Regions from separate parts of the Homo sapiens genome. Here region 1 is linked to region 2. A link is a loop called in an ENCODE intact Hi-C map of the cell type or tissue named here. Cell type or tissue: HCT116. All regions are shown on one strand. Region 1 overlaps REC114 (REC114 meiotic recombination protein). Region 2 has its middle 14 kb from the start of INSYN1-AS1.

Region 1 (2,500 bases), 220 kb before region 2:
TCATTAAAGTAGAATCTCAACTTTGCAAACATTTCATCAGTACATTTGAAATTCTTTCCTTAGGGCAACAAGATTATCTCACATGCTATGTGTATTCAGAATACATATTAATATACAAAATTGTAAATGTAACAGTAAAACTATGTAAAGGAAGCCTGTAAAGCTAATTAACACTAATTTTTTTGGTGTGTATTTCGCTAATCTTTCCTTAAAGCACTATTTGCCTGTGTTCTATTAGCCAGGTATTGCTTTTACCTGTAATCTGTAACGACTTTTCTGGTATCCCTGCAGACTCTTCTGGCATCGGAGGAGCTGCCCCATGTCTATGAACAATCTGCATGGGGTGCAGAAGAGTTAGGCCCCTTCCTACGTTTGTGCCTTATGGATCAGAATTTCCCAGCATTTGTGGAAGAGGTAGAAAAGGAACTGAAAAAGCTGGCGGGTTTGAGAAATTAATGCTCTATATACATATATAACTAAGGAACTTCAAAGTATTGAAAAATGCTTCCTCCTAAAATTAAAGAAGATATTAGAATAAAGAGTATTATCCAAACACCTTTTATCAATGTTTTATTTTTAAAAACAGGTGAATCCACTTTTTTATACATCATTGCACTTCAATAATTACACAAAACACACAAGTACATGCATCTACAATTACGCACCGCATGAGAACCGTTAGGTTATAAAATCTATCATCAACCAGTAAATCAATGTGAAAAAATACAGTGTCAAACCAAAAAGTATAACTATAGTTGCATAGAATATTACCATGCTATAACATTTCAAGGTCATTGGAAACAAAAGAAAAATTATAAAAGTTTGCCTTGATTGAATGAATGTACAAGAATAAGGTTCAACACATCAGTGCAAAAGGATTTATGAATTTACATGACTTAACAGAAGAAAAGATAATCACTTAAAAAGCAATCATACGTATATACTGCAATTCATTATACCCATTCAGTGGACTGTTCCAGCTTATTAAAGTCACAGGTTAAGCCCTTAAAATTATAGATTTCAGTTTATATTACTCATCTTTATGTACCAGAACTGCACAATTTCCTCATCTGACAACATACAATAAGGAATGAATATCAGCAGCTTAAAAATGAAACAAGCATTTACTTTATTTTGGATTTCTCCCACCCCCAAAAATATAAATATATATATATATATATTTATATACTGTATATATCTGTAGGTTTTGCTGTACTTTACAAAAGTGTATCACTAGATGGCAGCAGTGCATTTTAGAGCTTTGCCAATTTAACAGCTGCATTAAGTAAAAAATGGCGCATGCATGATCTGATCCTCAGAGGACCTTTTCACTTCTATTTAAATATTTTAACAAAGGAAAAAAAAAAGCAACATTCACAGCACATCAAGCCCAAAATAGTTTACACCTTCTACACTGAAGCATTGTTTAAAATGTACCTGGCTAGATCACCCTTACAGGAGAGGCTAAATAAGGCATGCTTTAGACAGTCATTGTGGTGTTGCTCACTTGAAAGGGGAGAGAACCAAAGAGGTCCAAGCAGAAAATTTTAGCAGGTCATGTTGCCACCAGTTTCAGGAACCTAAAGATCTGTAAAGAAATATGTATTTGGAAATTATAAAGGGATTATGCACTGTCACTCACAACTACACCGTGTGCCACACAAAACTTTGGTTCAAACAGCACGCTCAGGGATGTGGTGTGAAATTCTGATCTCCATATGCCTAACAAGATGACATTCTGGCCCTGCTGCTACCTGGCCATTCTTGTCTTGCCCCCAGACGTGAGGTAAGACTAGTAGGCCTCTGGGAATAAGCCACCTAAGAAGGTGACAATTTTCACCTCTTTGTAAAGATATAATAGTAGTGAAAAGTGTTGATTTTAAAATATGTCTTCTGAAATGGCATTTATATAAACATGTGACACAATGCACCTGATGGCGGGGCACACTGGCTCATGCCTGTAATCCCAGCACTTCTGGGAGGCTGAGGCAGGCGGATCACTTGAGGTCAGGAGTTCAAGACCACCCTGGCCAACATGATGAAACCCCGTCTCTACTAAAAATACAAAATTTAGCTGGGCATGGTGGTGGGCAGCTGTAATCCCAGCTACTTAGGAGGCTGGGGCAGGAGAATTGCTTGAACCCGGGAGGCGGAGGTTGCAGTGAGCCGAGATCACACCACTGCACTCCAGCTTGGGCAATAGAGTGAGACTCCATCTTAAAAAATCCAAACAACAACAAAAAACAACGCAGCTGAAAAATGTTCCTTTCCAGTCCCTAAACTGGGCAGACAGAACTGGCTTCATCAGTATCAGCTGCTCTGAAATGAACTAAAATATCTTATAACACCAATTACTGAAGAATTTGTAACAAGGTCAATAGAGGCACATTCATTTGAATATAATTTTTAAGACTGCTACAGAAGGCCATACTTACATTGTAAGCAGTACTTAATTTGTGTTTCTCTGGCGCAAGTTTTTATCTTTGTGATTGTTGGTAGA
Region 2 (2,500 bases):
CACCAGGCCGTCAAGGCTCCAGGCTCCTCTCATTGTCCCTTCCACCAACCTTAGTGTGAAAGCCTTTGTCTTCATGCTTGTTGCCTCATAATTGCAAGATGGCTGCAGCAACTCCACACCTAGATCCAACTTCCAGGCAGAAAGAAGATGGAAAGGCTGAGGGGAATGCCAGTTCTGTACCTTCTAGAAAGAATGTCCTGAAGCCCTACCCGGTGACTTCACTCCTATCTCATTGACCAGAAGTGGGTCCCGTGGCCATCTCTAGGCCAGTCACTGGAAGGTGGCTGGGGAAAAAGGGGTGTGGAGAGGCTTGGGCCAACCAGCCAGGAGCATCTGCTACAGGTGGTCACCCACCCCAGAAAGCACAGCCCTCAGCCCCCTAGCTGTGAGAGCCAGCAGAGGCAGGGGGGAAGCTGGCCACTCCAGAAAGGTCTCGCTTCAACAGTCATTCAACAAATGCTAACCATTGCCCCCACTGTGCCCAGCAACTTGGGCCCTGGAGCCCAGTAGAGGAAGTGAGCTTTCAACACAAGGCCAGGCAGAAAGGAGAGCCAGACCCCAAAGCAGAGAGCCCCTCTCTGGGTGGGAGCATCAGAGGGTCCCAAGCCTGCCAAGGCCTTTCCTTGCCTTTGAAGAAAAGGAGATTAAATAGGACCAGCCTCAAAACCCCAGCAGAAAGGACCTGGCCTCTTTATCTGACTGACTGATGAAGTGGCTTCCTCTGGGGGTTGAAGGAAGGTATGCAGATAAGTGTGAGTAGTAGTTACGCCACGATCATTCAGGAAGAATTGGGGTGGTGTGGGGGCGGGGAGAGGTCACTGCTGTGCCATCAATGTCAGCCTCACACAGTGTTGCAGAGCCCAGGCTCATCCCCTACTCCTCCCATTTCACTGATGTAATCTGACATAGCCTTCCCCCTTGGAGGCCTGAGCCCAGGAAGTTACCTTATGTTACCGCCCAGCAAGGTCGCTCAGGCCTTCTTGAGCTTGCCCCGTGATTCTGCCAACCAATTTCAGACAGAGCAGATCACTCTGGGTCTAGTAGGAAATGCCCAGGTCTGGGCATCAGAAGGCCTGTGTGACCTTGGACCAGTCAGCCAACCTCTCTGAGCCTTTACTGACACCTTGTGGCAGCTTCTGCCCAAAACCAAAGTGCTTGGGTGAAAATAAAAACCTGTATTTCCCTTCCACTACTCCCCTGCCACTATGCTCTGGTCTGAGTCACATCACTGCAGAAGGATAGCCTTCCAACACACCTCCCCATCCCACCTCTCTAGGCCACTGTCCTGAAAGAATCAGTGAAAAGGCTTCCCAGGGAAGCAGTTACGGCTCAGTCCTCCAGTCTCCAGTTGCAGGTCTCAGAACTCAGTCCTGCACAGTACTAGTACTTTCATCAGCTCCAGGATGAGGATATGGTGGACACGTGCTTATCACATGATGTCAGAAAATCTCCAGAGGCCAGGCATTGGTGGCTTATGCCTGTAAGCTTTGGGAGGCCAAGGTGGGAGGAGTGCTTGAGGCCAGGAGTTCAAGACCAGCCTTGAACAACATGGTGAGATGAGACCCCATCTCTACAAAAAATTTAAAAATTAGCTAGGCATAGTGGCACATGCCTGTAGTCCTAGTTACTTGGGAGAATCGCCTGAGCCCCAGAGGTTGAGTCTGCAGTGAGCTGTGAACATGCCACTGCACTTCAGCCTGGGTGACAGAGCGAGACCCCGTCTCAAAAAAAAAAAAAAAAAAAAAGAAAGAAAGAAAAGAAAATCTTCAGAAGGGAAAAGTAAGTCCACAGCCTCTCCTAGATTACTGCTTGGTCATGTGTTTGTGTGTGTGTGTCTGTGCACATGTGCGCTCACATCTGTGTACACAAACACCTGTGTGTGTTTTGTCATGGACCTGGGGAACTTCCTACCAGGCTCCTGCAATGGAATGGTTTCAACCGAAGCTCTAGCTGGGACAGGGCCCCTCGTTTTTGGCTTTTGAGATGAACGCCCCAACCTAGTTAGTTATCAGTGCTCGGTTTTCTTGGCTTCCTTTCCTGCCCCATCTATATCCTCTGTCTTCCAATCCCACCATCCAAACCTGCTCCAAACCAGAGGTTTAAATGAATCTAATAAAACCACTCCTAGAGGCAGCTGTTCATGGCTAATAAGGGTGCCCAGAGTGGATGGATAGGTTGGGAAGGGCCTTCCAGGCCTAGCGCCAAACATTATTGGTAGAATTTCAAACCAGGTCTCTGTGGCTAAAACTTTGTCTCTTCCAGGCTACTGGTCTGACCCACTGGCACAGGGAAGCAGTTTTGGGTATGAGGGAAAAGCTGTCCTGAGCTCTCCACACCTCCACCCAGCCATCTGGGAATTCTGGGGTAGGGTATGATCTGTGGATGTGGCTTGGGGACTTGGCGTGGACCTGCAGTGGTTGGCTGGCTCCACTCCATCAAGAAGATTAAGAGGTAATTGAGCAGCTGTTCTGGATGAGGGAGTTGCTGCTTGAAAGTTGGA

What was found. Peaks named below come from ENCODE experiments on the same cell type or tissue, not always from the same donor. Only the 100,000 strongest peaks of a DNase experiment are listed, where the experiment ranks them.
Region 1: a loop joins it to region 2, with 2.7 times the contacts of the local background. A loop is called at or near these places in 4 of 110 quality-filtered maps.

Annotation. Positions count from the first base shown.
Region 1 is chr15:73,559,461-73,561,960 of GRCh38, forward strand. It overlaps REC114 (REC114 meiotic recombination protein), which reads left to right. Exons shown (of 6, transcript NM_001042367.2): 6 at 292-553. The coding sequence ends at 456. It overlaps NPTN (neuroplastin), which reads right to left. Exons shown (of 9, transcript NM_012428.4): 8 at 2,436-2,500; 9 at 554-1,588. The coding sequence ends at 2,450. Among named protein-coding and RNA genes, the nearest start is that of NPTN-IT1, 8.8 kb to the right of the region's middle. In HCT116, a CTCF peak has its summit at 1,248 (motif pointing right); a DNase peak (open chromatin) is centred at 1,251.
Region 2 is chr15:73,780,351-73,782,850 of GRCh38, forward strand. No RefSeq gene overlaps it. Among named protein-coding and RNA genes, the nearest start is that of INSYN1-AS1, 14 kb to the left of the region's middle. In HCT116, a CTCF peak has its summit at 1,129 (motif pointing left); a DNase peak (open chromatin) is centred at 1,119.